2 separate regions of the Homo sapiens genome follow, and region 2 is linked to region 1. Evidence: read pairs that join two places in POLR2A ChIA-PET (ENCODE). Cell type or tissue: Panc1. All regions are shown on one strand. Links, peaks and the distances in the headings refer to the core of each region. The heading gives the core; the rest is flanking DNA. Region 1 has its middle 14 kb from the start of RRP15. Region 2 has its middle 25 kb from the start of TGFB2-OT1.

Region 1 (16,037 bases), core at 8,013-12,012:
TAAGCTGTAAGAAAAGAAAAAAAGAAAAATAAGTGACAATCTGATTTATCTGGATTGTAGAAACAACTTTCCAAGTTAAAGGTAAATAGAATGTAAATAAATATAAGACAGAACATCAAGTTTGAAATAACTACATAACGAATTCATGGGACTTCGGCATGGATAGGACTTCTTTATCAAGATGGAGTAGCAGGGAGCAAATCTACCTTGTCACTTGAAACAACCCAAAACAGACAAAACCTATAGAACAACAGTTTTCAAGACACTGGACATTAGATAATGAAGCCTAATAATCACTGAGAGATGGAAAGCAAATCAGGTGAGCCCCACAATTACTCCAGCATACTGCTTTGAGAAAATTTCCAGACCCTAGCACAGGAAGCAGGGACCTAAGCTGAGCCTGGAAGACTCTCCAAGTTGAAGAGATATAGCTGAGAGTCAGGCGAGACCGAGGTGACTGGAGTTGGAAGGGCAGAATGCCAGAGAAGAGAGAGAGAACTCAAGAGATCTGCGAAGAGGATCCCTTAAGAATTTAGGTGATTACTGACCAGTGCACACATGTGAGGAAACTACGCAAGGCCAGAGAAAGAACCACAAGAAAGAATTAGAGGCAACAGTTGTTATCGACACATACACAAGGCTGATTATAGTCTCCATTCCCACTAGGCACTGGTTAGGGTACCTGTTAGAAACTATGAAGGTGTGAGATTTTTATCATACTTGCAGACTAACAGATAGCCTGCCAAAATTTCATGAGTGCTTGTAGGAGATATAAGACTCCTGGGTAGGAGACAATGGGCAGTTAATTTATTGTTCTGGACAATAGCAGTAGAAGCATATCGGCAGTTCCCACAGAGTGACACAAAGAGGATCAGATGACACCACATGCAGTAGGCTGCCTTACAGGAGAGGAACTTTAAGCTATTTACAATAGCATTAAAAATATGTGAAATAATTAGGGATAAATGCCTGTACATTAAACAATAAAAAGCATTGCTTAGCAAAATTAAAGAAGATCAAACTACATGGAGATATACAATGTTCCTGGGTCAGAAGACTTAAAATTATTAAGATGTTAATTCTTCCCAAATTGACCTACAGATTCAATGCAATCCCTATAAAAATTCCAGCAGACTTCTTTGTAGAAGTTAGTAAGTTTATCCTAAAATTTATATGGAATTTCAAATGATCTAGAATAGCAAAGAAACAACTTTGAAAAAGAAGAAAAAATTTGAAGGCCTAACACTACCTGATTTCAAGACTTATGATAAGCGTGTGGTTATTAAAACAGTGTAGTATTAAATCAAGGTAGACAAATAGAACAATTAAACAGAATAGGGCATAAAGAAAAGACATCTATCTATCTATCTATCTATCTATCTATCTATCTGTCTATCTATGAAAAACTGATTGTTGACAAAGGCATAAAGTCAATACAATGGAGAAAAGATAGTATTTTCAACAAATGTTCTTGGAACAATTGGATATTCATATACCAAAAAAAGAAAAGAGAAAAAAATTGGATATCTATATACAAAAACCTGTACTTCAATTTATACCTCACACCATACATAAAAATTGACTCAAAACGGAATAGCCCTGAAGACAAAACACGCAACTATAAAGCTTCTATACGAAGCACTGGAGAAAACCATTGTGCCCTTGGGTTAGGCAAAGATTTCCTAGGTACAACCACAAGCATGATCTATAAAGGGACAACTTGTTAAATTGAACTTTATCAAAATTTAGAACCTGCTACCTGAAAGACAAAGTATAAAGAATGAAAAGACAGGCCACAGGCGGGGAGAAAATATTTGCAAAGCATACATCTGATAAAAGATTGTGTCTAGAATGCATAAAGAATTCTCCAATTCAGTATTCACTTGAATATTGACACTTCACCAAAGAAGATATACCAATGGCAGATAACACATGAAAAGATGTTCAACATTGTAAGTCACTAAGGAAATGTAGAAAGAAAACCACATAATCAGATACGACCATACACCTTTTAGAATGGCTAAAAATAAGAAGACTAACTACACTAAGCATCGATGAAGATGTGGAACAACCAGAGCTCTCACAGGCTGCTAGTGAGAATGTGAAATGGTCAACCAATGGGAAGGCAGGTGGTCAGCTTCTTAAAAAATTAATCATACACTTACCACATGATCTAGCCATTCCACCCCTAGTTATTGACCCAGAGAAACATAAACTTATTTCCATGTAAAGACTTCCACATGAATATTCATAGCAGCTTCACTCATAATACTTCCAAACTGAAAGCAACTCAAATATCCATCAATAGGTGAATGAATAAATAAATTGTGGTATGACCATGCAGTAGAGAGCTATACCCAACAATAAAAAGGAACAAACTATGGATCTACAAAACAACTAGGTGAATCTGAAAATAATTATGCCAGAAAAAAAGAGTGCATACTGTATGATTCCAGTTGTATTAAACCTTTTTTTTTTTTTTTTTGTTACGGGGTCTCACTCTGTCACCCAGGCTGGAATGCAGTAGCATGATCATGGTTTACTGCAGCTTTGATCTCCTGGGCTCAAATGATCCTCCCACCTCAGCCTCCCAAGTAGCTGGGACTACAGGTGTGCTATGGGCATGCACCACCACACCCAGGTAATTTTTGTATTTTTTTGCAGAGACAGAGTTTCGTCATGTTGCCCAGGCTGGTCTTGAACTCCTGAGCTCCAAGCAATCCGCCTGCCTCTGTCTCTCAAAGTGCTGGGATTACAGACATGAGTCACAGCACCTGGCCTTACGCTCTTTACAAATATAAATTTTTCTATGGTGACAGAAATAAGATCAATGGCTGCTGAAGGGGTGGGAGGTTAGAAGGGCTATGAAGGGGCAGAGTTATCATGAGGCACAAGGAAACTTTTTGAAGCAATGGACATGTTTATTATTTAGATTGTGGTGAGTTTCCCAGTATAGATATATAGATACCAGGAAACATAAAATAGCACACTTTAATATCTGCAGTTTACTGTAAGTCAGTTATGCCTTAATATAGCTGGTAAAAAATACATACAATTGACTAGGGAAATACACAAAATAAGAAATACAAACATGAACCAAATATGAGAAAACTGTATGGCTACTGTAACAGAATAACACAAACTTGGTGGCTTAAAGCAGCACAGATTTACTTTCTTGCAGTTCTGGAAGCTATATGTCCAAAATCAGTTTCACTAGGGTAATCCAGGTGTCTGCAGGCTGATGCTTTCTGGTGTATGTATGGGAGAATAAATTTTCTTGCCTTTTGTAGCTTCCAGAGACCATCTGTATTCCTTAGCTCAGGACCCCTTCCTCACATCACTCCAACCTCTTGCTTCCATTGTGACATTCCTTACTCCTCTTCTGCAGTCAAACGTCCGTCTGCCTCCATCTTTCTAGGACACTTGTGATTGCATTTTAGGGCTCACCTGGATAATCCAGGATATTCTTTCCATCTCAGGATTCTTAATTTAATCACATCAGCAAAGCCCCTTTTGCTGTACAGATGCTTCTCAATTTATGATGAGGTTATATCCCAAAAACCCACCCTAAGTTGAAAAGATAGTAAGTCAAAAATATATCTAATACACTTAAACATCACAGCTTGTCCTAGCCTACCTTAAACATACTCAAAACACTTACATTAGCTTACAGTGAGGCAAAATTATCTAACCAAAGCCTATTTTATAATTAAGTGTTGAATAATCTCATGTAAATTACTGAATACTGTGCTGAAAGTGAAAAACAAAATTGTTCTATGGGGTCCTAGTCCATTTTCTGTTGCTTATAACAGAATATCTGAAACTTACTAATTTATCAAGAAATGAGATTTATTTATTACAGTTATGGAGGCTGAGAAGTCCACGGCCAAGGGGTTATATATGGTGATGGCCTTCATGCTGGTGGGAACTCTCTGCAGAGTCCCAAAGCAACACAGGGCATCCCATGCTGAGGAGGCTAGCTCAGGTTTCTCTTCCTCTTAGAAAGCTATCAGTCCCATTCCCATGAAAACCCATTAATCCATGAAAGTAATAATCTATTAATCCATTAATTCGTAAGTGGATTAATCTATTTATGAGAGCTCTGACCTCATGGCCCAATCACCTCTTAAAGGCCCCACCTTTCAATACTGCCACATTGGGGATTAAGGTTCAACATGAGTTTCCAAGGCGATAAACATTCAAATCACAGCATATGAGTACTTGAAGTACAGCTTCTACTGAATGCATATCACTTTCACACCATCATAAAGCAGAAAAATCCTAAATTGAACCACTGTAAATCAGGGACCATCTGTATAAGGTAGCATTCACAGGTTCCAGGGATTAGGACAGGGAATCTTTGGGTCTATTATTCAGCTTACTATGGTTTGTTTTAATTTACTCAGTTTTAAGGACAGTGTTTAAAAAAAGGCCCTTTGGAACACTTTTTTTTTTTTTTTAAAGAAGATATCTTTCTTCTTTATCTTTACTTTCCTCTGGCACTGAACTACTGCATGTGATATAATTAAGACCCAGGCCTCATTATTACTAACCACACTGAGCCCTTTGTACTATGTTTGATTGCCTCTTTAGAAACCTCCCTGTAAACAAGAAAGGGACAGATTACATCATCTGGTTGGTGTTAAACAATGGAGCAGGTGAATACTGGCAAGACTAATAGGCTTTATTTCATTTGAACAAATTACTCTTGGACTCCTGGTCTCAGAGCCTGTATTAGTGAGACTGGTACTATCATGCATCAAGGAGACATATTCCACCTTGCATAAAACCCTTCCATTAAAAACTCACCTCGCTATGGGACTTAACTGTCTCTTAGGCAGTATTCGTCAGCAATGACAAGATTGCCCAGCATTTCTGACTTTGATCCTGCCAGACTTTCAGACATTTCTTTCTGCCAGTAGAAAGTGCATCCTGAGTTGTGTATGAGGAACTACCACTTCCTTTCATTGTGACAGTTAACCCCAACCTGTGTCCCTAATAGACCAGAGACACAACTGAAAGAGGCCTCAAGAGTGCAGTCTTTTTATTCCATTCTTCTAAAGTTGAGTGGCCGTGTCATCCAGGACCAGTGATTGTTTGTCCAGTGATGAAGTCTCAGGGTCCAGCCTTCCTCAAAATGCCATTCACTCATTTGAAAAATATTCAATGAGCCTTGTACCAAGTTCTCTTCATTTTAGTTTTTACTTTTTATTCTTTTGGGTACACAGTAGGTGTATATATTTATGGGGTGCATAAGCTCTTTTGATACAGTCATACAATGTGTAATAATTACATCAGAGTAAATGGGGTTTCCATCACCTCAAGAATTCATCATTTCTTTGTGGTACAAACATTCCAATTGTACTCCTTCAGTTATTCTAAAATGTCCAACAAATTATTGCTAACTGTACTCACTCTGTTGTGCTATCAAAGGCTAGATCTTATTCATTGTATCTAACTGTATTTTTGTACCCATTAACCAACCCCATTTCTCTCCCACCCCAAATCCTTACAGCCTCTGGTAACCATAATTCTACTCTCTATGTCCATGAGTTCAAATGATTAATTTTTAGCTCCCATAGATGAGTGAGAACATGTGAAGTTTGTCTTTCTGTACCTGGATTCTTTCACTTAACATAATGTCCTCCAGTTCCATCCATATTGTTGCAAATGACAGGATCTCATTCTTTTTACAGCTGAATAGTATCAATTACGTGTATGCACCAAATTTTCTCTGTCAATTTATCTGTTGATGGACACTTAGGATGATTCCAAATCTTGACTATTGTGAATAGTGCTGCAATAAACATAGCAATGCAGATATCTCTTCAATATACTGATTTCCTTTCTTTCGGGTATATGCCTAGTGCTAAGTTCTTTTTAGGCACTGAGGATTTCTAGCAAGACAGACAATTCCTTGTTCTTATGATGCTTTGCTTCTGTTTGAGTGAGACAACAATAAACTTGTAAATTTTAAAAATAGAACAAATTGCTGAAGAAAGCAGTATCAGGAAGATGAAACAGAGTAGTAGAATAGAGAATGGTTTGGGGACTGAAAGGTGGCTGGTGTGGGACACTTTAGATCAGTGGTCCCCAACCTTTTTGGCACCAGAAAGTGGTTTCATGGAAGACAATTTTTCCACTGGTAAGGGATGGTTTCAGGATGAAACTGATCCACCTCAGATCATCAGGCATTAGTTAGATTCTCATAAGGAGAATCCTAGATCCCTCGCATGCGCAGTTCACAATAGGGGTCCCGCTCCTGTGAATCTGATGCTGCAGCTGATCTGACAGGAGCTGGAGCTCAGGCGGTAATGCTCACTCATCCATCACTCACCTCCTGCTGTGCGGCCCAGTTCCTAACAGGCCATGGACCAGTAGTGGTCCGTTACTCTGGGGTTGGGGACTCTTGCTCTAGTTGGAGGTCAGAGATGCTCTCAGGATGTGACATTTGAGCTGATATAGGAGTGGTGTGACTGAAATGGCATGTGAAAATCTAGGACAGAATTTTCCAGGAAAATGCAATGAGCCCCTTTGAGGAGGAAAAGACAGTGTAAGTAAGGAATAGTGAGCGGGGAGGTGGGGTGCACATGGATGGGGGAGGGGAGAGAAGAGTCCAGGGCAAGTGTGCTCTTGAGGGCCATGAGAAGGACATTCAACTTTGCCCCAAGAGACCTAGGGAGCCATGGTACTATTTTACACAGGGTCATGACAGGACAGAACTCATTTCTGAAAGGCTCCTTTAGTTTTGTTGGAGAATGTGGGGGTCAGAGTGTAAACACACAGACCAGTTAGGCCATTGTGGAAGCCTAATGTGGAAGACCATGAGGGCTTAGACTAGGGCAGAGATAAATAAAAGTGGACACACTTAGGGTATGTTTTAGATGTGGAAACCTGACACAAACTGTTGTTGATGGGTTGAATACGAGAAGGAAAGAATTAAAAATGACACATAGGTTTTTGACTTTACAGCTAGGTAGACGATGGCGCATTTGCTAGTATGAGAAAGGCCAGAGAAGAACAGCTTTTATGAGGAAAAGCAAAAGAGTCTGACTTGTTAGGTTTAAGGTCTTGACATCTGTTTTAGTCTGCTTGGGCTACTACAACAGAATGCCACAGACTAGGCGGCTTATAAACAACAGAAATTTTTCCTTTTTCCCATGATTCTGAATGCTGAGAAGTCTAAGATCAAGGTATCTGGAGAGGGCTCAATTCCTAGCTTATAGACAGCTTTCTTCTTGCTGTGTCCTCACATAACACAAGGGGTGAGGGAGCTCTCTGGGGGCTCTTTTATAAGGGCACTTATCCCATTCATAAGGGCTCTGCCTACCAACGGCCCCACCTCCAAATACCATCACATTGAGAGTTAGGATTTCCACATGTGAATTTAGGAGGGACATAAATATATAGTCTATAGAAACATCTAAGTAAAGATATTGATTAAGTAATTGGATTCCAAGGGAGAGACCAGGGCTAGAGACAATAGGTATAAATGTTAACAGCACCATATTGGTGGTTTTTAAAGCCGAGAAAATGGATGAGGTTTTATAGGAAGAAGAAGAAAAAGAAGCCAAAATCCAGTTGGCAGGAACTCCAATATTTAGAAGTAGAGGAGACAACATATACAAATGTATATCAAGAGCAGAAAGAATCATGAAATGAGGAAAGCCAGAGAACTTCACGTTTCAAAAGGAAGCAGAGATTTTGTTAAATGCTATTGTGAGGCCAAGCTAGGCGAGGATAAGGGTGTGTCCATGAGATTTTTTTTTAAGTGAAGATTATTAGGAAATTTGTCAAGTGTCTGGTAGAATAATGGGAAAGAAAGTTATGGTGGAAGGGCTAAACAATAAATAAAAACTTCAGTTTCCGGCCGGGCGCGGTGGCTCACGCCTGTAATCCCAGCACTTTGGGAGGCCGAGGCGGGCGGATCAAGAGGTCAGGAGATAGAGACCATCCTGACTAACACGGTGAAACCCCGTCTCTACTAAAAATACAAAAAAAATTAGCCGGGCGTGGTGGCGGGCGCCTGTAGTCCCAGCTGCTCAGGAGGCTGAGGCAGGAGAACGGCGTGAACCCGGGAGGCGGAGCTTGCAGCGAGCCGAGATGGCACCACTGCACTCCAGGCTGGGAAACAGAGGGAGACTCTGTCTCAAAAAAAAAAAAAAACAACAACTTCAGTTTCCAACAATATAATGAACAAGATGTGCAAAGAAAAGCCTCTTGATATGGAACACCTATAAATAGTTGCCTAGCTTTTCTTGGGGGATGAGGTGGTGCTCAGTAGTCATGTATTGAATAAAATGAATGGCTCCAGGCTTTGCCAGATGTCCTGAAGTAAGCACAACATCTAATGTCCAGCTCCTCTCTTTTTGTCAATCCCTATGGTTTCATCAAAAACTCAGACCTAGAGTTAGATCAGGCTTTCAGTACCTTTACATGAATTGCATAATTCTTTGAATCTCTCTGAATCTCTGTTTCTTCTCCTGTAAAAGGGGGATGACCTCATCTATCTCAGAAGCTTATGAGTGGTAGGTGGCCTTATTTCGCAGACACGATACTCTCTGAAGTCCACATTGTCATGATCAGAGACTACACTGCTAAACCTGGCAGCCTGCTGGGTGCCTGTATCTCCTTACGAGTATATAGATCCCTGTTTTTGCTTGGCTAGGCCAGGAACCCGAAACTCAACTTTGTGGAGTCCCACGAAGCTCTTGGCTAGAGCAGCCCTGAGTTTTCTGATGAGCTGCAGCCCCAATCATTAGCTGCTGCAATGGTGAGAGGAGAGGCTTTTCTTGAGTAAAGCAGATCAGGTGGGCTATACCATTTTGTAACACTTCTCAATAGCCATCAGAAGCTAAGATTGTCAGTGCTCCATTTACTGAGTACTTACTATATACCAGGAAATATACATAGGTTCTTAATATCCTCATTTTACAGATGAGGATATATTTTGGGTCAGAAATAGTAAGTGAGATGCCCTGAGCCATGGATTTCAGCTCTATCAGTTTTTGCTTCATTTATTTTCCTCCCTTCCTTCCTTCCTTCCTTTCTTTTTTGAAACAGGGTCTCACTCTGTCACCAGGCTGGAGTGCAGTGGTGAGATCTCAGTTCACTGCAACCTCCACCTCCCAGGCTCAAGCGATCGTCCCACCTCAGCCTCCCAAGTAGCCTGGACTACAGGCACGTGCCACCAAACTCAGCTAATTTTTTTTTTTTTTTTTTATAGAGATGGGGTTTCTTCATTTTGCCCAGGCTAGTCTCGAACACCTGAGCTCACGTGATCTGCCACCTTCAGTCTCCCAAAGTGCTGGCATTGCAGGTGTGAGCCACTGTACCCAGCCTTTATTTATTTTGAGTCTCTATTGGTGTAGACACATTTAAGATTGTTATATCTTCCAGATGAATTAATTATTTTATTGTTACATAATACTTTTCTTTATTCCTAGTGATTTTCTTTGCTCTGAAGTCTACTTTACCTGATATTAATAGAGCCCCTTTGGGTTTTTTCAAAAATATTTACATGGTATACCTTTTCCCTTCCTTTTATTTTCAACCTACCTATGAAGTATTTGCAGTGAGATTTTTTGTAGCCAGCGTATTATTGAATCACGTTTTTAAACCTACTCTGTCAATCTCTGTTTTTGAAATAGGTTTATTTAGACCATTTGTATTTAAAGTAACTATTGGCTGGATGCGGTGGCTTATGCCTGTAATCCCAGCACTTTGGGAGGCCAAAGTGGGAGGATCACTTGCGGTCAGACGTTTGAGCCCAGTCTGGGCAACATGGTGAGACCCCATCTCTACAAAAAATTTAAAAATTAGCCAGGCATTGAGGCACATGCCTGTATTCCTGGCTACTCGAGAGGCTGAAGCAGGAAGATTGCTTGAGCATAGGAATTCAAAGTTGCAGTGAGCTATGATCATACCATTGCACTCCAGCTTGGGCTACAGAGTGAGACCCTGTCTCAAAGAAATAAATAAAGTAACTATTGATATGCAAAGATGTAAATTTGCCATTTCATTATTTGTTTTCTCTGTTTCTTATTTCTTTCTGTTTCTCTTTTCTTACCTTTCTGTGGCTTACTTTAAAATTTTTTAGGATTCCTTTCTGACTTGTTTATAGTACTTTGGATATATCATATTACATAGTTTTCTTGGTGCTTGCTCAAGGTATTATAATGGACATACATAACTTCCCTGTCTACTGATACTGAAGCTTTACCACTTGGAGTGAAATGTAGAAACCTTACTTCCATTTAGGTTTCTTTACCTGCCACACTTTTTAAGTATAATTGTCTTAAGTATTTCCTTTATACTCATTGAGCACCATATCATATAATGTTAAAATTTGTACTTCAACCATAAAATATGATTTAAGAAATTCCTGAGCATAGTCTATTATATTTACTCCTATTTTAGCCATTCCAGTGTTCTTCCCTTTCTAAAATTTCAAGCTTTCTTGTGTTACCATTTTCTTTCTGTTTAGGGAACTTCCTCCAGCCATTCTTTAAAGGAGGACTTGCTAGAAACAATTTCTCTGATTTTTTATTCTTCTGAAAATGTCTTTATTCTCCCTTCATTTCTAAAGGATGTTTTCATCAGATACAGAATTTGCAGCTGACAGTTCTTTTTCTTCAGTTATTGAAAAGTATTGTGCCACTACCTTTTGGCCTTGATGGTTTGAAATGAGACACTTGCTGTTGTTTGAATTGATGTTCCTCTATATAGAATGAGTCTTTTCTCTCTGGCTGATTTTAAGATTAAATAAAATTTTGGTCTTTAGTTTTTCGAATTTAACTATGATGTCTCTTGGAGTTGATTCCTACAGATTTATCCTAATTAGGGTTTGCTCAGCTTCTTGAATCTGTAGATTTAAATCTTTCACCACATTTAGAAAGTTTTCAGCCATTATTTTCTTGAATTATTTTTTCAATCTCCTTCCCTTTCTCTCCTTTTTTTCTGAGACTCTGATGATATATGTGTTAGCTCTTTTGTTATTTTTCTTCAGATCTTGTCTGTTTTTCTCTCCATTATTCAGATTGACTAAATTCTATTGATCTATCATGAAGTTCAATGATTCATCTTCTGTCACTTCTACTCTATTATTGAACCCATCCAGGCAATTTCTTGCATTTTATTTGGCTATTGTATTTTCTACTTCTATAATTTTCATTTTTTTTCTCTCTCTATAACTTCTATTTCTTTGCTGAGATTTTTCTATTTTTTCATTTGTTTCAAAAAATCATAAATACTTGTTTAAGCATTTTTATAATGCCTCTTTTAAAATTTTTTATCAGATAATCCAACATCTGATTTTCGGTGTTGGAGTCTATGGACTGCCTCTTTCCATTCAAATTGTGATTTCACTGATTTTTACTATGACAAGTTTTATGGTTTGAATGTGTCCGCCAAAGTTCATGTGTTGGAAACTTGATCCTCCATGTGGCAGTGTTGGGAGATGGGGCCTGATGGGAGGTTTTTTAAGTCATGAGGAAACTGCCCTCATGAATGGATTAATGCCATTATCATGGGCGTGGGATCCTTATAAAAGGACAAGTTTAGTTCTCTCTTGCTCTCTCTGTCACCGTTTCTTGCCCTCTTGCCTTCTGCTATGTGATGACACAGCAAGAAGACCCTTGCCAAATGCCAGCCCCTGAATCTTGGACTTCCCAGTCTCCAAAACTGTGAGCCAATAAATTTCTGTTTATTATAAATCACCCAGTCTCAGGTATTCTGTTAAACAGAACAAAACAGACTAAGACAATAAGTAATTAAAAAAAAATTTTTTTTTGAGACAGGGTCTCACACTGTTGCTCAGGCTGGAGTGCAGTGGTACAATCATAGCTCACCTGCAGTATCAAGCTCCTAGGCTCAAGTGATCCTCCCACGTCAGCCTCCCGAGTAGCTGGGACCACAGGCGCATACCACGACATTTGGCTAATTTTAAATTTTTTTCTGCAGAGACAAGGTCTCACTATGTTGCCCAGGCTGGTCTCGAACTCCTGAGCTCAAGCTATCTTCCTGCCTCAGCCTCCCAAAGTGCTAGGATTACAGGTGTGAGCCACTGCACCGAGCCAGGTGATTTTCTAAATTGTATTTCGGACTGCTTAGATATGATATTATGACTCTAGACCCTATTAAAAATTCTAGATGTTATATTATGAGATTCTGGATCTGTTTAATTTTCTTTTCTTAGCAGACAGTCCCCCTGTTAAGGTATAACATAAGAGCCAAGTAGCTGTGTGTGCTCATTTTCCCACTGGACTTTACTAATACCACCCCAGCAATTAGAACACTGACTCATACCACCAAATGCTTCCGAGTAGAGGGGTAAGCTCAGCTTCCTGTTGGACCATACTGACTCCAAGGAGGAAAGACGTGGTGATCTGACACAAGCTTTGTTGTGCAAGGCCCCAGTGACACTAGGCCTTTTTGCTGCCAGGTGGGGTGGAGGCTCAGCTATTTGCTGGGCTCTACTGACACTATCTTGGTGAGGGAATCAGAGCACCATATGGCAGAGCAGGGCATGGAAGACTTCTCCCCATTCAGCCTTTTACATCACCTGGCAGGGGAATCAAAGCATCAAAGCACTGCCTGCTTCTATTAGGCAGTGAATTGAAAATCAATTGTCTATTCTCCCTGAATACCTCTGGGCAGGGAAATTAGAGTGCTTCTATGGGACAGACTAGGGGTGGGTTGGCGAGAAGATCTGCTTCCTACTGAGAGTCAAGTCCTATTCATGAATAACCAAATCTAAATCTCTGGGGATAGAGTATTAGCAGTCGTATTAAAAAAAAAAAAAGCAGCTTATTCTAATGTACAGTGAGGGTGAGAACCATAGGTCTACGTGAATGCTGAGGTCTTCGAAGTGGACAACAGGTGCTAGTATTCCTAATGAATAGGTGCTGAGACTGAAGGATGATACTATAAGACAAATATGGATCAGACACTTCAGAGAAGCCTTGGTTTTCAAAGAGGAGAAGATTGGCAAAGAGAAACGTGAAGGATAGTTCATCTACCTTAGGTGTGGCAGTAAAAGGAAAAACAGCCTACCTGTGAAAGAGCTCTAAGGCCAGCCAAGTTCCAGTTGAACAAGGATGTGAAAGGATTTCTGAAAGAAGAGGTTGGGAATTTGCTGATGGAAGATTTTGGTTGATGTAGGGAATAGTAGATGGGTTTGCAAGGACAGGGAGTAGAGATATTGGATCACATTAGAGATTTTTCCAAGCAGCATAGGACAAGTGTCTAGGTGAAAATGGATGACCTAGGAGGCTTCAAGTGGTGATTTATGGAAACTGGGAGATGCATGTGATGGTAATACTGAGTGTCAACTTGATTGGATTGAAGGATACAAAGTATTGATCCTGGGTGTGTCTGTGAGGGTGTTGCCAAAGGAGATTAACATTTGAGTCAGTGGACTGGGAAAGACAGACTTATCCTTAATGTGGGTAGGCACCATCTAATCAGCTGCCAGCATGGCTAGAATATAAGCAGGCAGAAAAATGTGAAAAGAGAGACAGACCTAGCCTCCCAGCCTACATTATCTCCTGTTCTGGATGCTTCCTGCCCTGGAATATCAGACTCCAAGTGCTTCAGTTTTGGAACTCAGACTGGCTCTCCTTGCTCCTCAGCCTGAGACCTTGTGATCATGTGAGTTAATACTTAGTAAACTCCCCTTTATATGTATATACCTATTCCATTAGTTCTGTCCCTCTAGAGAACCCTGACTAATACAATGCAATAATGATGGAGTTCATATCATCAATTAGTGGAACGTAGTCAAAATTCAGATACAGTTGAACGTCTTTCTTTGGGAGATATGAGGTCATGAAGCAACTACGAAATCCTATGGCAGCCTATGGGCCAGGCCGTCTCACCTAAGAAAGATGGTGTGATGACTTGGGGGTGACCCTTTTCCACACATTCATGGCCTCCCTGTGCTGCAGCCTTGGAATAACCCCCCTCTCCCTGTTATCAGTCCACAGGAAATTTCTCTCCTCTCCTTTGTTACTCTTAAAGGCATTCTCTCTTCCAACACCCCTCAAACACATAATCTCTTAGAGTGAGTTCATGATTTTACAAAAACTTGAAGAGTACCAGATTTCAGACAGCTCATTTACAACTCTGCACAAGTCACAAGGTCAGGGAAATACAAAGGCCTAGTTATCTACTTAAAACTGAAAAGGAGGGAGGGGTTAGAGAGCAAAATACAAATTCATATCTCCAAATTATTATCCAGACTCCCCTTGTAGGAAATATTTAGTTCAGGCAAGTGTTGAGAACCATAGTTATTATAAGGAATCTTCATAGCATTACTGGGATATGAAATCGTCTTATGTACTTGTTAATATCTTTCAATAAAAAAAAATTGTTGGGTACCCTTTATATGCCAGACACTATTCTAGGTGAGGACACAGAGCCCAACCATGGATGAGCTTGAGACAAACTAAGATAATTCTTTTTTTTTTCTCACTCTGTTGCCCAGGCTGGAGTGCAGTGGCACAATCTTGGCTCACTGCAACCTCTGCCTCCTGGATTCAAGTGATTCTCCTGCCTCAGACCCTGAGTATCTGGGATTACAGGTGTGTGCCATCATGCTTGGCTAATTTTTTTGTATTTTCAGTAGAGACAGAGTTTTGCTATGTTGGCCAGGCTGGTCTTGAACTCCTGGCCTCAAGTGATTCACCTGCCTCAGCCTCCTGAAGTGCTGGGATTACAGGTGTGAGCCATGGTTCCCGGCCTTTATTGTTTTTTTTTTTTTTAACAATAAAATAATAAATTTTCATTGTAAGAATTTTGAAAAAGTTGCTTATGGAGAAAGAACCTTACATTTATTTATATTTAAATATAACATGGATCATAATTGTGGTATATATACTACTTGTATCCTAAATATTGTGACATGAGAATTTTTATTTCATTTTATTTTTCAGTAGCTTTAGGGGTACAAGTAATTTTTGGTTACACTGATGAATTATATAGTGGTGAAGTTTGGGCTTTTAATGTCAACCCAATAGTGTACATTGTACCCAACAAGTGACCTTTCTTTTCTTTTTTCTTTTCTTTTCTTTTCTTCTTTCTTTCTTTCTCTTTCTTTCTTTCTTTCTTTCTTTCTTTCTTTTTCTTTCTCTCTCTCTCTCTTTCTTTCTTTCTTTTTCTTTCTCTCTCTCTTTTTCTTTTTTTTTTTTTTTTTGAGACAGGGTCTCACATTGTCACCCAGGCTGGAGTGCAGTAGTGTGATCTTGGCTTACTGCAACCTCCGCCTCCAAAGCTCAAGTCATCTTCCCACCTCAGCCCCCCAGTAGCTGGGACTACAGGTGCATGCCACCATGCCTGGCTAATGTCTTCATATTTTTTGTGGAGACAGAGTTTTGCCATATTGTCCAGGCTGGTCCTGAACTCCTGGGCTCAAGCGATCTGCCCACCTCGGCTTCCACAGTGCTGGGATTCCAGGTATGAGCCACCAGCCCTCACCCAATAGGTGTTTTTTTTTTTTTAATCCCTCACCTATCTCTCACCTTCCCAGCTTCTCTTCTCTTCTTCTTCTTCTAATAATAATAATAATAATAATAATAGAGAGGAGGCCTCTCGCTATGTTGCCCAGGCTGGTTTGGAACTCCTGAGCTCAAGTGATTCACTCCCTTGGCCTCCCACAGTGCTGGCATTACAGGCATGAACCATTGCGCCTGGTCCTCTCCCTGCTTCTGGGTCTCCAATGTCCATTATACCACGACATGAGGATGAGGACTTCTATCATTAGATTTTCTTCTCTTTTACTGCACTATTGCCAGAACTAAAGTATGATTTTTTTCTCAGTATCTGGAGAGGATGGTAAGCACAGAGGACTAATGCTATTACCCTACAGATGTTTTGCAGTCTTTTTTTCTTACCGAATTTGTGAGTATTGGCTACACTTACTGGGATCAAAATATGAACTCAACAAGAGGCACAATGCACCACTCAGCCCTCAGCCTTCTTTGTCTAAGAAAGTAGGTATTCTCTTGGTGGAATTTCTGATTCACAGATGGGTAGTGACA
Region 2 (16,037 bases), core at 6,310-10,309, 200 kb before region 1:
CTCATCTCTTAACCACTTAACCAGTGCTGAGATGAGACTGTCTCAGATGAGTCCCTGCTTAGATCTGGATAAACTTGTAAGAGTTGTTTCCTCTGAAGGAAAAATGGGTGCTTTTCACTTTTTCCTTCTATAAAGCAGGAGAGAGAGAGGGTGAACTGCCAAGACAGAGCTGGATGTGCTCCTGGGTTCCACTGTAGGCCCTCAGGGAAATCTATGCCTAGCAAGTTTTTGATGATACAGGACCTTGCTCTAAAGAATTCCGTACATCTCATAGCTGTACGCCTCACTCAGGACAGCAACTAAGAAAAAAAATTACCTAAAATTCGGGTTAAGTATTATTGGCAGCACAATTTCTGTAACAATTCACTCCCTAACTCCCACTAGCAAGAGGTAAATCAATGCCTCTTATTTCTCATTGAAACCCGTCTCTTTTGTACCCTTAATCATTTTGCTGCTCCAATGGAACTGTGTGCAAATTAAAACCCTAATGAACTTGCTATCTTTGTATTCTGATCTGAATTCAGTCACAAAATGAAGGACTCCAGCCACAATCACGAGCCAAGAGAAAACAAATGTATGTAATGCATTACCATTAAAACCTTAGAATCTTTACACTAATGATGTTGGGTAAGAAATGTTATCTTTGGGTAAGAGAAACAGAAAAAAAAAAGTGACGGCATGTCTCTCAAAGAGACAAGCAGGAAACATTCTGGAAAAGTGGGTCATATTAGAAAATCTCTGCGGTTGTTACAAAGCCAAAAAGATATTGCCTGTTTTGTGCAGAGCACAGTTCTAGCCACTATGAAGGGAAAGTGCAAGAAAAGAAGGCGGAAAGAAAATAGGGAAGGATTAAAGGCAAGAATCCTGAACAGATGGCTAGTTGAAAGGAAATAAAACACACTTCCTGCTTTTAAAGCATTTATCTTTGCGCAGGCTTCCCTATCTGACTTATTTGCAACCACCAGATAATCAAAGCTGTAATAAAAGCGAAACTATTCTCCATCGCTAAATTAGCTAGTGGTTAAAAGGGAGACAAGATGAAAGAGTGTGGATTACCCACTCAAATTTATCATCAGTAAAATAATAACTCAAACCACAGGACCTAGAAGAGGATGACTTAAATAAGGACAGGCATTTGCTTCAAAGAAAGAACAAAGTAGTTAGGGCATTCAATGAATAGCGCAATGCAAGTGGCAGATACCTTAATTACCTAATCTTAGCTGAGTTAAATTGTGTGCCTGCCCTTGCCAGTAAAAAATAGCAATCTAACAACATGGCCAGTTGTTAATAAAGTATTATTTAGAAAAAGAAAACAATTCCAGATTTAATATCATATAAAGGTAATGGCCTCATTAGATGTGCATCAAAATGATGCCTAATCAGTACCATTATTATTATTTATTAATAATGGCGGTATGGAACCCGATTTCACAGTGGCTGAGGTCAGCCTCACATGGATGACTCACACACATGGCTGATCTACATAAATAGCATGTGCTAAGATTACCATCTGGTATAACAATCTACATCACAAGACTCCACATTTCCTGTTACCCAGGGTAAGTAAATTTCAAGCATGAGGGAAAATTTTAGCAAGTTTCTCCAAGTACCTTTGCTGAGAGACTAATGTGGCTTACACAGAGAGGAGGGGAAAGGAAATTATGAGGTAAAGGTTATTCTCCCTTTCATCTCCCCCTGACTTCCTCTTCACATAAGAGGAGAAACACCACCTTTGCAATTCTGGCTCATATCATCTATAAAATCAAATTTGTCCAATTAATCTCTAACAAAGGCACACCAGGCATACTGTAAGACACATATCTGAACAACATTCAAAGCAGGTGGCATACATTTGAAAATCTCTTATTCCTTTCCTTGTACCTTCCCTCTTTTTTGATCCCTATTCTTCTTTTTTCTTTTCCTATGTGAAGACATCAGCATGTATCATGAAATGACACAAGAGAAACCGTGGCCTCTGAAGATTACTTTGATATTTTGGATTTCTAATAAAGACACCCACATTTGAAACCATTTTCATACAAAACTAATTTTGTCTCATGCTTAAGATTGTACTACCCATCAGGGTGTTATTACTGCCATAACTACCATCAGAGATGGGTGAGGGACCTCCTGTAGTTGTACCTGCTTGCATGAGGCCCTCTGGTGCATGATCTAAACATCCCTCTCTCTCTCTGAGAACTCCCCAGGGTGTACCAGGCTCAGAAGCCCTCAGATGGTCTTTCAGAGCATGGGGCAGGCCAACATCTCTACTCTGTGTTTAGTTCTTCGGATTCTGTTTATGTTTTAATTTAATTTAATTTTTTTCTTCAGATTTACACAAATCTAGAATTTTGCAATTCAGTTTATGAAAACAAAGATTACAAAATTCAGATTATAATTAGGCAAGTAACAGATATCTCTCTCTCTCATTTTTTTTTTGCTGTTTGTAAGAAAGAATATTGTATTATAGTAATTAAAGGTATAAACAAACAGATTTAATATAACTAGGAGGAAAAGCAAACAAATAGTTTACAGCAACCTTTGCTTGTGAACAATGACTATATTTATTACTAATAATACAAATCCCTTTTAAGCACAACACTTTATAGCAGAGATCAACACATTTTTTCTGTAAAAGATAAGATAGTAAATATTTTGGTCTTTGTGAACCAAGAGGTAAAATAGAGGATATTAAATAGAAGCTTATACAAGGGAGAATACAAATATCTACAAAATTTTTACTAATGAAATGCAAAATATAATAACAGTAATTTAGCACAATTTTTTGTAATACCAATCTACTAATGAGAAGAAAGAAATTCTTTAAAGGGGGCCTGGAGGAAGTGATATTTTTTATAGTTGGGGTTTAAATGTAATGTTTCCCATTAGCAAACTGGTGCAAATGTTCATCTGCACCATTCTTAGCTCAGGGGCTATACAAAGGCAGATGACAGGCTGGATTTGGCCTATGGGCCATAGTTTGCCAACCCCTGTTTTAGAGTCTTGAGTACTTTCAAAGGAGCAAAGTGTTCTTACATTTACTGTGTCATTTACGTCTCACCATAACTCTATGAGAAGCCTGGCTAGATACCTTATTCCCACCCTATGGATGAAGTTCCTAAAACTTCCACAAATGAAGTGGCTTCCTGAGAGAATACACCAAGTAAATGTTGGAACCAGGACTTGAATTTAGACTTCTTAACTGTTAAGTAGATTCCAATTTAGGGCATATACTAAGTCTCCTCTTCCTCTGATTTACCGAGGTAAATATTAAATTAAACTCTAATGATATTTCAAGTATTGATACCACCCAAAAGATTTTTGGAACCTCATTTTTGGTAATGTTTATCAGAACATTTGTAATGATGGTCCATCTTCATCCTTAGATGTTTAGAAACAGCCCCAAGTCTTCTCATGCCATCTCATAATGTAAACTGCATTTAAGTCACAAACAAGATTTAGCGATAATGAAATGAGATACTTATTCTGGATGGGCCTCAAAAACCAATTCTGAAGACGATGTTTAAGCAGAAACACCCCAAAAATATCTTTAAAGCAAAGACATCTTTATTAGATGAATAAATAGCCTTTCAGTTAATCTTTACAGAATTTTAGAATTTACAGTTTAGGAACTTTGAAAATAAATTTTTCCAATGTCCTTATTTATAGAAGAAGAAGGAAACAAATTTAGAAAAGTTACTTTGAAGAACAACATTCAAATTGTAAAATCTAATGTTTGTTTTAAAACCTCTCTCTCAGTGGTAATAAACAATAATGAATTGCGCTCCAGTACACATCTTGTAAATTACATTGAGTATAGTGACTTTAAGCCAGGAAGGGTAAGATCTGGGAAGTTTGGACTTTTTAGGCCAAGCTACCGGTTCAGATGACTTCTCAAAATCTCTTCCAGTCCAAAACTCCATGATGCTATGTAAAATCAGCTGGAGTCAAAGCCAAGTTTTGTAAATAGTGGTAACTACTTACTGAGTGCTTCCTATATGCCTTGCAGAGTTCTCAGCCCTTAGCTCATAAAATCTTCACAACAATCCTATATGGTAGTTAATGTTATTCCTATCTTATAAATGAGGAAACCTAGGCTTAGAGATGTTCGCCTAAGTTCACATGTATAGTTAGAGGCAGATATTGGATTCCCAATTGATTGGTTAGTTAAGATTCAATCAGAGAAAATTATTAAGAGTGATATATATTTGACATCATACAGTTAGAGGAACGGGCTAGACTATTTACTGCTGTTGCTTTTGCATTTGGTGCTGGGCTTAAAGTCCACAGAGCAGGCTGACAAGAAAGAAAGACAGACATAAAGTAGGGAAGAGCAAAGACAAACTAAATCCATGAGAATAAGCTGGAATCTATGAGGATGAACTGGAACCTGTGTTATCCTCTCACCCCCAAACCTCAACTTCAGTGATATGTGTATAACCTGCAGAAGAACTGGCTTACTTTGCCACAGTGCTCCATATGAAACTGCTCAGGTAGCATTCTCAACTTCCAGTTTACTGAAATCATTACTGTGCTCACTCCTTTGGAAACTAAAACCTCTAGACTAACGGAGCAGGAACAGGAAACAAAAATTCCACTAGTTTATGTCTAGGAGAATAACTATTATTCCCATAGAGAGGATTTGCCATTCCAGGATTCGAGAGGTGCATTTGCCTAAATAGGTAAATCTTATCTCTGGCAGAAAGAGCATTATATATTAGTCAGTAATTAGAGCAAATAAAACATCCTGGAGGATATTACTTTTGTCTTCCAAGTTATTTACATCCAGTTGGCACGGTATCCGAGTCTTCAAAAGGCCATCCCACTGTTCTACCATGCCGACTGCTTTATAGTGATTGGGAACATAGAAAGACCACTAAATTCCATGAGTATGAGCCCCACGTTGCACTTAATTTGCTGTAAACTGAATTGCTTTGTCAGCAGCAATGTGTAGTGATAGCAGCATTCTGTGAGTTCATAGATGGTAGTATTGGCACTACAGGAAGTTAAGGCAAATCTAAATCTAGAGTAAATGTCTGTTCTAGTAACAACAAAGTGCTGGTGCTGTCTGTAACCTGATGGAATTGATCCAATATAATCAGCCTCCAACCAGGTGCCTTCTTAAACCCACCAGGTAGTGGTGCCATACAAGTGTTGTTCTTGCTGTTGGTAGGACAGACCCTTAGCAGTGGCTGAAGCCAAGTCAGCCTTAATGAGTAGAAATCTATGTTGCTGAGCCCATGCATAACTTCTACCCTTTCTTTTATGCCTACTTTCTTCATAGAGCCCCTTGGGCAAGGATGGGGGTAGCTGGAGAGAGAAACTGACTGATGTCCATAAGACAGGTTATCTCATACACCTGATCATTGAGATCCTCCTCTGCTTAGACTGCTCTTTGGTGCAAATTCAAAGAGGTCCATCGACAAATCTTTTCCCCAGACCTCTTTTTCACTAATTTTCTAATAGGGCTTCTTCAAAGTCCCTAACCTTCCAGATATACTCATAGATACAGTCAATGAGTCACTGTACATCCATACTTTTTGCCCTTTCTCCTTTCAAGCAAAATGAGCAACTAGGTGCACTTGTTGAAGTTCTGCCTGCTGGTAGGTTTTTTCCTTACCACAGTCTTTAGGGCCACCCCAGAGTGGGGCTATAGGGATATAGCTATCTACTTTTGGGCATTGACCACACATCATCAAGAGCGATCTATAAACCAGGCTGAAATCGTTTCTTCTTTAGTCAACATCTGTGCCTTTGCATGTGCAATTTACCTTTGCCTTCAATACCTGCTTCAAGCTGATCTCATTTATACCATTTTCCTTTAATAATGGAGCACTTCTATACACATATGACTTTTCTTTTTAAGAGATGGAATCTCATTCTGTTGCCCAGCCCAGGCTGGAGTGCAGTGGTACAATCATAGCTCACTGTAACCTCAAACTCCTGAACTCAAGTGATCCTCCTGCCCCAGCCTCCCAAGTAGTGAATAGCTAGAACTACAGGCATGTGCCACCAAGCCTGGCTAATTTTTTATTTTTAGTTTTTTGTAGAGTCGAGGTCTTGCTGTGTTGCCCAGGCTGATCTCAGACTCTTTGCCTCAAGCAATCCTCCAGCCTCAACCTCCCAAAAAGCTGGGGTTACAGGTGTGAGCCACTGTACCCAGCCGCACACACATGACTTTATGAGAAAAATATGTGTGTCTCCATAACCCATAATCTTAACTATTGTGCTACACTTCTGTCATAACAAACAGGAACTAGCATATTTAACATAGAAGAAAAGGTCAGGTGACCATCATTCTTTTCAACATCACTGTAGACATTTATCGTGTTAGCACTTCTAATTACGAGTATAAAGCGGAATTAAAGGAAGAGCTATGACTTAAGCAGCTTCTGAGAAAATAACAATAGAGGAAGTCTGATTTACACTCTTGGAGATAATGACCTGTGACTAGTAACTAACTACACAGGAGAAAAGATCTCCCAGATTATATATAATTTAAATTCTAAGTATCTTTTAAAGTAAATAAGTGTTTCACAATTTTTTTTCTGTTAATGACACATTCCCATAGTAAAAGAATAAAGGATTTGGTCTCTTCTTGACCTTTTAATTTTCTTCTTAGGCTTTCTAAAATAAAACTTTATACAGATGATGGTAATTGCTCAAAAAACATAACATTTATTCCATCACCAACCTCAAAACATTCTGCATCATATTATGACACTTATAAACTATGGGTATCTGATAAGCTTGGTTGTCCTTTTGGGAGGTTCTAATTTATTTCAGGCAGGTTTGACCCCTGAACTTATATACAGAAAATAAAAGGAGAGAGAAGAAATTCCTTCATGAAGTACAAAAAACGAAACAAAACAAAACAAAACAAAACATGTTGCAGGAAACAGAGTGCAAAGACGACACTGGAAAAAGCACAGCTGTAATGTCCATGTTGCTACTTCACCCATCATGGACCAAAGGAAGGCTCCCTATAAGTGGAAAGGTTGTACACCTATGAATTAAGAGACAGTAGCCTCATCAACATTATATACGTAAGAATAACAAGACGTCATTTTCTTCTAAAAAGTTCTAGCATTGCATTTACAAAGATTAAAATATTAAAAATGGAGTCAGCTATCCCTTGAATTTTCCTTCTAGTCTTCTGGGTGACTTTTACACTCTGGGCTTCATGATGGTGGCTGTGACCTGCAAATCTTGGCTCTATTCCCTAAGCTTCTAGTATCTTGGGATTTCTCTAGGTTTTTTATTTGTATTTTTTTCTTTTTTCCTGTATGATTGTCCTACTCTGGCTACCAGTTGACATAAATGAGAAATGAAGATAAAAATGCAGTCACTGTCAAGGGTATAAAAAAAAGGAAGTGATAACAAGCATAATCCAAGAATTGCAGTTACTGTCAAATGCAAGGAGAATCTAAGAATTGCAGTTAAGCGAGGGCATTAATGCTTAGCTTTGGAATGGATCATCAAATTTAGATAGCCTTCTTGCTGAACTCTAACAAATATTAAAATAAGTCTGAGCCCTGGGGATACCCACCAAGTTATAGTTCTGAGAGGCCAGCCTGCATTTCACATTTTTCTTCAGTTGAGGTACAAAGTGGACAATCCACATAAATTAATGGGAAATCAATTGTATATGTTGAGTGTTGAGAAATGCCAGTGGGATGAGAAAAGGGAAGAAGAGATGAAGCAAGGAGGCACATTTCACATGTAGCCAGGCGTACAGGGCCTCCAATCAGATCCGTCATTCTATCTCCCACACTTTAGATGATGCTTACAATAGTCACGGGTCACAACACGAAATCCTTTATTCCCATGGCAAATAGCATTTGAAAATGAAGCTCCGTGCAATTAAGGTTTGTTGGGAATTTTTTCCCTTTTCACATATGGCAATATTTATCTTCAAAGTCCTTCTCTTGGGCTCACAGTCTCCTTTATAAAGCAGCTGGTCTTGTGTGGCCTAATTGTGAGATGATTTGTTGTGTGATTCAGTAGCATTGTTTATTTGTACAGCGGTTCGGTGGAATTTATAAACTGCATAATATTGTTCTAGACTGTTTTCCTTTTAGTAAGAAGCCACATTTTCTCCAGCATTCATGACTGGGATTATAATTAGGTGGAGCACTCAAGATATTTTCATCCCAACTTCCTCTGTTAATTAATGACATTAAACAAGAAACTCTTGCAATTAAATGAAAAGATGTGAGCAGAACATGGAAAGAGAACTAGAGTGATGAATCAAGTTGAACTCAATCTTTGTTTTGCATATGAGAGCTTGTAACAAATGCTCACATGTAACTAATACAAGCTGTAAGTTATTTCTAATTAGTCCTAGCTGTTCTCAGGAAAACCGAATCAAATCATGGAGTGTTTTAGAAAAGATCTCTTTTGCTATTCTTGGTCTGTCCCCGAGAAACCCTCAGCAAATGGTCCCAGTTACTTGTCACACGTTCTTCAATGATGAAATGTCTCCAGTGCTGCCAGGCCTATAAAAAGTTCTAAAAGCAATTTGACCTTCCCATTTCGTTTCCTTTATTAAAAAGAAGCTGCATGTGGGCATTTTGGTTTTTTTCCGATAGAATATTTCCAAATCAAGTATGAATGGAATTTTCAAAGTACTTAGGAGATTAAAAAACAAAGTGATAATTTCAGGATCTGGGATGAAATCATTAAGATTTGTTGAAGCTCAGAAGAATGGCTTGGGGCAAAACAGGGATGTCACAGGGGAACAGCCAGTTAGCCATTGGTCAAGCAGTTTTCAACATGGCATTGCTTTAGTGAATGAGTCACAAGCCAGGATCTGGCCCTCAGACTTTGCAGCCCAGCAAACGGACCTTATCAATAATCCCAGACATGGTCAGAATCTTGGGGAGCCACTCACACACTAGTCCACAGGAGATTAATATATAAGCCAAAAGACCAATTTACTAATTTATTATGGGTGATATCTCTGTCCAGAGTCTTGAATGTTTGCCCCTCCTAGCTAAGGTATCCCTTTGCACACGCTGATGGAAACGTTCCCATCTTCCCAGCTGGGAAACTGGGTTATTAATCTGAATGTTGTTTGGTTGGCATGGAACTGAAACAAATGGAAGGGAAATGTCTCAAGGATCATGTCATCTAAGTGAAGACATGGTTCAATAAAATTTCCATCATATCACAGAGAACAATCCTCCACATATGTGTCCCCCAAATTCAGCCATCTCAATCCTCTAAGATTGAAGGTAAATTATTAATTCTGTTATTCCTTTCTTCTTGTGCTGCATGTCTTTATTTAAAAGTTTAAGATTATAGTTAACTAACATCTAATTACTATTTCTATAAACCCCAGAAGACACGCTATTTCTGTTATATGCTTATTTAATTTCTTTAGATTTCTAACAGCAACCTTTCTTACCCCTTGTCTAAGTTTCTTGGGAAAGCCTTGCCATCACCCCAATGTATCGTCTTTAAACTTTAGGATTCAACCATTCACTGAAGATATATTCATTTATCTGAAACATATTGAGTATATGCTAAGTGCAGAGCACTGGGGTGGGCATAGTTCAAAGCACAAAAAGAAAAGAGGAGATAAGCCCTGCTGCCAGGAAATCTCAAATTCATTTAGGGAGACGAACTATACACACACACATCCAAAAAAATAATATAGAGCAGTACATCATTTAGTGACAAATACGCAGTAGAGTTCAAAGGAAGGAATAACTAGAATTGTTCAGAGAAGGTTTTTGTTTTGTTTTGAGACCGGATCTCTCTCTGTCACCCAGGCTGGAGTGCATGGAGTGCAGTGGTACAATCATTGCTCATGGCAGGCTTGACTTCCCTGGCTCCAGTGACCCTCCCACCTCACCTCAGCCTCCTGCTTAGCTGGGACTACAGGCGTGCACCACCACACAAGGCTAATTTATTTTTATTTTTATTATTATTATTTTTTTTTTGTAGAGAGAGGGTTTCACCATGTTGCCCAGATGATCTTGAACTCCTGGGCTCAAGTAACCCACCCACCTCGGCCTCCCAAAGTGCTGGGATGACAGGCATGAGCCACTGCTCCCCACTCAGAAAAAAATGTTTAATGGAAAAAGTGGGATTTAGGAGAAAAACTGAATAAATTTCTTCTTAGATTAAGGCAAGATTTCTCAATCTAGGCACTATGGATATTGTGAGTCAGAGAATTCCTTGTCATGAGGGCCTTTCTCATGCATTCTAGGGTATCTAGCAACAGCCCTGGCCTCTACCCACCATGCTAATAGCACCTTTCCCTTAAGTTTCCACAACCAAAAAACCTCCAGAAATTGTCAAATATCCCCTGAGGGGCAAAATCACCTCAGGTGAGAACCGTAAGGTTTAGGTGACTGGTCATGTAAGTGAATTATTCAACTGACCCTTAGAGATGGGTGAACAATGCTCAGGGGAGAGGTTAGGGCTAAAGATTCAGAGTGGTGAGCTGGCAGCACTGGATGTGAATAAATAATTCCAAGGACTGGGCAAGAGGAGGATCTAAGAGAAGAGGTGGGCCTGGGACTGGATATAGCATAACTGTTGTTATAACATTTATTTTTTGCATGAACACTAATGTTTTATAAGTACTTAAAAGGTTCCCATCTTTATCTAAATTGGTGACATTTTAAAATAGATCTGTCTTTGAAAATACTACAAATAAAGAGGAGGGGTGGGAACATACAACTAATTATCTCAGGAGACATCTAAATAATATCTCAGGGCCGGGTGTAGTGGCTCAGGCCTGTAATCTTAGCATTTTGGGAGGCCGAGGCGGGCGGATCACTTGAGGTCAGGAGTTCCAGACCAGCCTGGCCAAAGTGGTGAAACCCTATCTCTACTAAAATACAAAAATTAGCAGGGTGTGGTGGCTCTTGTCTGTAATCCTAGCTACTCGGGAGGCTGAGGCAGCAGAATTGCTTGAACCCGGGAGGCGGAGGTTGCAGTGAGCCGAGATAGCGCCACTGCACGCCAGCCTGAAGGACAGAGCAAGACTCCCTCTAAAAATAATAATAATAATAATAATAATATCTCAGAAGACACATAAATTTGTCCTATAAGAAAAAAAATAGAATTATGAGAATACCACCAACAAAAATTTGCAAGGGGAGCAGAAAGTTTCCTCCTTACTGTATATAATTTTGCTTGAGAACTTGAAATTTAAACTGAGTGCCTGAAATATTATTACAAAGCACATTTCAAAATAGCAGTCGTCATAAGAAATGTCATTCACAGCTATCATCCAATACCTTTCCAGAGTGGTGTTTTTCCCGCCCTTTAGGGCTGCACATGAGCAAAATCTCAATCATCATCAATAGCCATTTGGTTTTCCCAAAATGCTTAATGGAACAAGCCAGCTTGGGAGAAGTAATTGTTATCTGTGGCCAGTCTGTGTCTTTGCTAGTGACCCTGGAGAGGGGACCAAGAAAGAGGGCAGCTGGCCAAGGGGCGCCTGATACCACAGCAGGCCTGTGTGTAGTCCGTGAAGGGAAGTCATCAGCGGGCTCACTGTCTTCCAGATATATTTTGTAATAATTCTAGCAGGAAGTGAGAAGGCCCAGTGAGTCATGCAGAAATACATCCTTAAAAAAAAAAAATCCATTTGACCTTTCCAACTTGTCCAGATGTACACCGTTTTTAAATTTTGCTTGTTTTTAACTCACCATACAAACAGGTACTGTGAGGAAACCTGGTTAGGTGTTGGTCCCAGGAGACTCTTTCGCCTAGAGTGTGGTGCCCAGAAGCATAAAGGGGCACAGAGGAGAACAACGGATTCAGAGAGGAAACTGGGCTGTATCTGAAACCTTTAGCAGCCTTGCGGAATTAGTTTCAATTCTTTGTATTTTGCTCTTTGCCTGGCCTCCAGCGTGTCGGGAGCAGCGGTGCAGAAACAACGCTGATTCAGAAAGTCTGGTTGCCAGACATTCTGTTGGAAACAGAAATCCGAAAGGGATTCTGACCTGTGTTGAGGGGGCAAGCTGGACATGGCTAGGGCCTGTTATCCTTGCATGCAGAGGAAAGAATCAGAATCCCTTGAGTCAAAAAAATCACAGTGCAAAGCAGCCTTAAAAAAGAAAGAAATAAAATAAAAGTGCTCACTTTCCTTGGATTTTCAGAGTTTTGGGTTAGGCTCCAATGGGAAATGCCACAGCGGGGAAAATATTCTCAGACAACTTCTCCCCCCACAACCCCTCCCCAGATAAAACCTTTTCTATGCAGTGATTCTTTCAAGCCACAGAGACATGTTTAGGGTAAATTTTATTTTATCCAAACCCTTTTATCCATTTTTTTTTACCGTTTATTCCTTTTCTTCCCCAACCATTACCATTTGCTTCCTTTAAAAAAAGAAGAAACTGCTCACATGATGGCACACACTTGAATAGCTCCAAGACCTATTCTTAGACTGATATATAAGGAATTTACTCACCACTCCCTTCGGATTAATGGGCATTAACCTTTGGAATACAGTCTTTTTATGTATGTCAGGGTATTTTTAAGAATGGGAAAACCCAGGATACAGATAAACAACAATGGTTCCAAAGGAGAGTTATTTTTAGACCTGACATCCCCAAGTACATAAAGCTACAGACACCAAAATGGTTCTCACTCATGTGCCCCTCCTGTCACTTTTACAAATCACTCTCCACCCACCTGCTTGGTCTGGTATGTTCGTGCATGTGCACAAACATGCACACACATGTGCATATACACCTCAGACCTCTGCATAAAATCCCACTGTCACAATCTCTAGTTTTGATCAAAACCCAAATCATGCTGAAGAGTAAAATTGTAACAGTTTCCCCCAGATAAAAGATCATTCTTGATAAGGCTTTCTCCTAAAACTTTTGTAAAAATTGCTGGGGTGGTTGAAAGTTTTTCTATACACATTTAAATGTTGGATGTTTCTCCAAACCAGTCTTGAACTCTTGAGGGCGTCATGGTAAAATGCTGGCGATGTTCCTGCTGTTACTACCAACAACCAGCCTCTGAAAAAATGGACAGAGACTCCGTTGAAGAGAATGGAAAAAGCTCACTTATGTGATACTGCATATAAAATCTGCAACGGAAAAGAAAGTAATAGCACCTGAAAGTTTAATACATTTATGCTGATCTAGAGCACTCTGTTGAGGTTCACTTGGGACATGCAAAATTACATGTTTATTTCCCAAATGTAAGTCTATCTAAAATACGGAGGAGTACACTTTAGAGGATCTCTTGCTTTCCACTTATGTAGGGTATATTTCATACTCTAAAGAACTAATAGAAGAACTAATAGGGTCTGAGGATAATGTGAACTGTCAGCCATATATAGTGAACGGTTAGCCACATATATATATGGCTATATATATATATATAGCCATATATATATACAGCAACCATTTGGCTGCTGTTTATATATACACATATGTATGTGTATATACATATATATACGTATATACACACACACATATATGTGTATATGTGTATATACATATATACATATACACATATATGTGTGTGTGTATATACATATATATACGTATACACACACACACACACTCATATATATATATATACACACACACACAGCAGCTGAATAGTTCTAACAACCAGAGGGAATCAGTTTCTTTGGATGGTTTTACCAAAATTGTCTAAGCATGTTTATGTTCCAGGAGCAGAAATATCATTGTGTTAACAATTTTAAAGATCTTAGTCAATTGAGTCACTATCTGGGATTTCTTTCCAAATAATCCAGTGGAGGAAAAGGGAAAGTGAAGAATAATGTAAATAAAGCAGTTGTAGATGAATAAAGGATACATGAGGCTTCTGTATTCTTCTTGCTACTTTTGTATATGTTTGAAATTTTCCATGATAATAAACTTTTAAAATTTCCACATAGCCATTCATTTATTTCCAGTATTAACTCTTTGAGTGACTTTCAAAACAGCACATTTTTCCAGTTGAATTCACATGATTAAAGCATACATATAGGTAGCAGTCTAGTTTGGGGGCTTTACGGAGCAGTGTAAGCAATAAGACACCCAGAGACCCAAATCCTGGCTTCGCCACTTCCTAACAGAGATCTCAGGCAAAATTACTTACACTCCCTGAACATGGTGATTTTATATGTAATTTGATGAGGATGATAATAATATCTACTTTATCATAAAGTCATTTTGAAGGGTAAAGAAGTTAATAGAGCTAAAAAGGTCTCGATGCAATTGGTGATTAATAAATATGCGGTGTATTTTCCATCAAAATCATTATTGGAATGTTAAAAGCCAAAATTATTTCAAACTAAAAAAAGAGAAAAACCAGAGTAAGTGCTTATTTAGGTATGAATTTGACCTACATATATCAAGCACCATTTGTGTGCTTTGAACTGTGCCAGGCACAACACAGAATAATATATAATCATTGTTTTAGAGAATCCTATAGCCTTGTGGTGGACAGATAGACAAATTTATATACCAGTGAAGAAGAGCCAAAACAGGGGTATGGATGTGGAACTCCTGGAGTCCTAGAGAGGACACTGTGAGCCCAGCCCAGAAGGGGTCATTGAGTCGTTAATCAGGCACTCAATTAGGGCATCCTACTGACCACTAAGCCCTGCTCCACAGCCTCCCAGGGAATCCATCCAAGCTCCTGGCCAATCCTTTGCCTCCCCTGGCCATATCCTAGGTAACCAACAGACAGCCACGGAAACGGAGCATACACAGTGGAAGGAAACCAGAACAAATAACCTCTGGCATTTCCACTCATTTCAAGACAGTACATCTGAATTGTTAATAAACAGAGAACAGAACTGTTGGAAGGAGCATAGCAGATTGGAGGGTCTAGCTGGAGGGGCTAGGGTGGGGATTTGGGACAGAGGGGGATATAATGGGAACATTTGAAAGGTTGTTTATTGCCAGTACATGGGGTCAGCTGCAGAGCCCCTTGGCCATCAGAAGGCTGTCTCTTGCAGGCTTTGCCTTCAGGCAGGGGACAAAGAAGATGTGAAAACTGAAAAAGAGAAATAGCTGGCAGGGAGGAGAGTGTGCAGAAAAAGGCAATGCTCCAAATAACTTGCCCCTCCTATTTTCTATTGGCACTATAAATACCATTCTAAAATGTTACCGTAACTTAAGGAGTCTCTTTTAGGAAGCATTTGGTAGTGAGTCATCCCACAACTATGTATAAAGCTGAACACCCTGCTGTGACTCTGTGAAACTCCTCAACTGGCTTTTACCGGGTCTGTTTTGGAATCCCATCTCTGTGGCAAGGAAGGACATGTGCAATTTGCAGACAAGGTCACCTTTGCTGCCATGATCTCGACCACTGCACTTACTCCTGTCTTGCCCAGGGGACTTCCAGGAGAGGAGGGGGAGCGTCAGAAACCTGGACAACACAGATCCACTTTTAGGAGAGGAAGGCAGGGGCTAAATTTAATGAATAAAATGTTTTTGGAACACGACACTTTTCAGATGACAGGCTACAGACAAAAGAGAAATAGACCCAGGGTTCAAGGCAATGGACTCGAGACAATTGAATCTTATTCCCAAATATCCTAGATGCACTTTTGCCCGGTGTCTTTCTGCTGCAGAGGCCAAGCCGCCATTTTGGCCACCTGCCTAAGTAAGCTCCACGCACTTCCCTTTCAGGCCTCATCCCCTCCACCCCGTGGCTCTTCAGAAAGTCAGCAAGAACAATCAAGGGCCCGCACTGTGCTGACACAATGCTAGCAAAATTGTCACATTACCTTACACAGAGAGGGCCTTTCCGTTTATATGGAATCCTTACCAAACCCCTTGACATAGGCAGTGCTTATTAGCTTTGGGTTATTGATGTGGTTTAATGATTCTATCTTTTGAATAAAATATATCTGTCAGTATAATAATGTGTGTTTACTATGTGAAGATAGTAAAGCAAAAAATAATACTAACCCAAAGAGATAAGAACTAGTCTCGCATCACACAGAGATAAGAACGGTGAGCCTTTTGGTCCGTTTCTCTGCTGCATTGCATAGCAGCAGGTCAGCGCGTAGGCTCTGGAGCTCATTGCCTGCTTTT

What was found. ChIA-PET counts read pairs that join two places held together with the same protein. Peaks named below come from ENCODE experiments on the same cell type or tissue, not always from the same donor. Only the 100,000 strongest peaks of a DNase experiment are listed, where the experiment ranks them.
Region 2: POLR2A ChIA-PET joins it to region 1 with 6 read pairs; 2 of 35 experiments call an interaction of 5 or more read pairs at or near these places.

The regions. Positions count from the first base shown.
Region 1 is chr1:218,262,876-218,278,912 of GRCh38, reverse strand. No RefSeq gene overlaps it. Among named protein-coding and RNA genes, the nearest start is that of RRP15, 14 kb to the left of the region's middle. In Panc1, for the core only: no CTCF peak of the experiment used is centred there; no DNase peak of the experiment used is centred there; H3K27me3 peaks cover 204 bases.
Region 2 is chr1:218,459,226-218,475,262 of GRCh38, reverse strand. No RefSeq gene overlaps it. Among named protein-coding and RNA genes, the nearest start is that of TGFB2-OT1, 25 kb to the right of the region's middle. RefSeq lists enhancers at 15,042-15,336, 15,085-16,037. In Panc1, for the core only: no CTCF peak of the experiment used is centred there; no DNase peak of the experiment used is centred there; H3K27ac peaks cover 4,000 bases.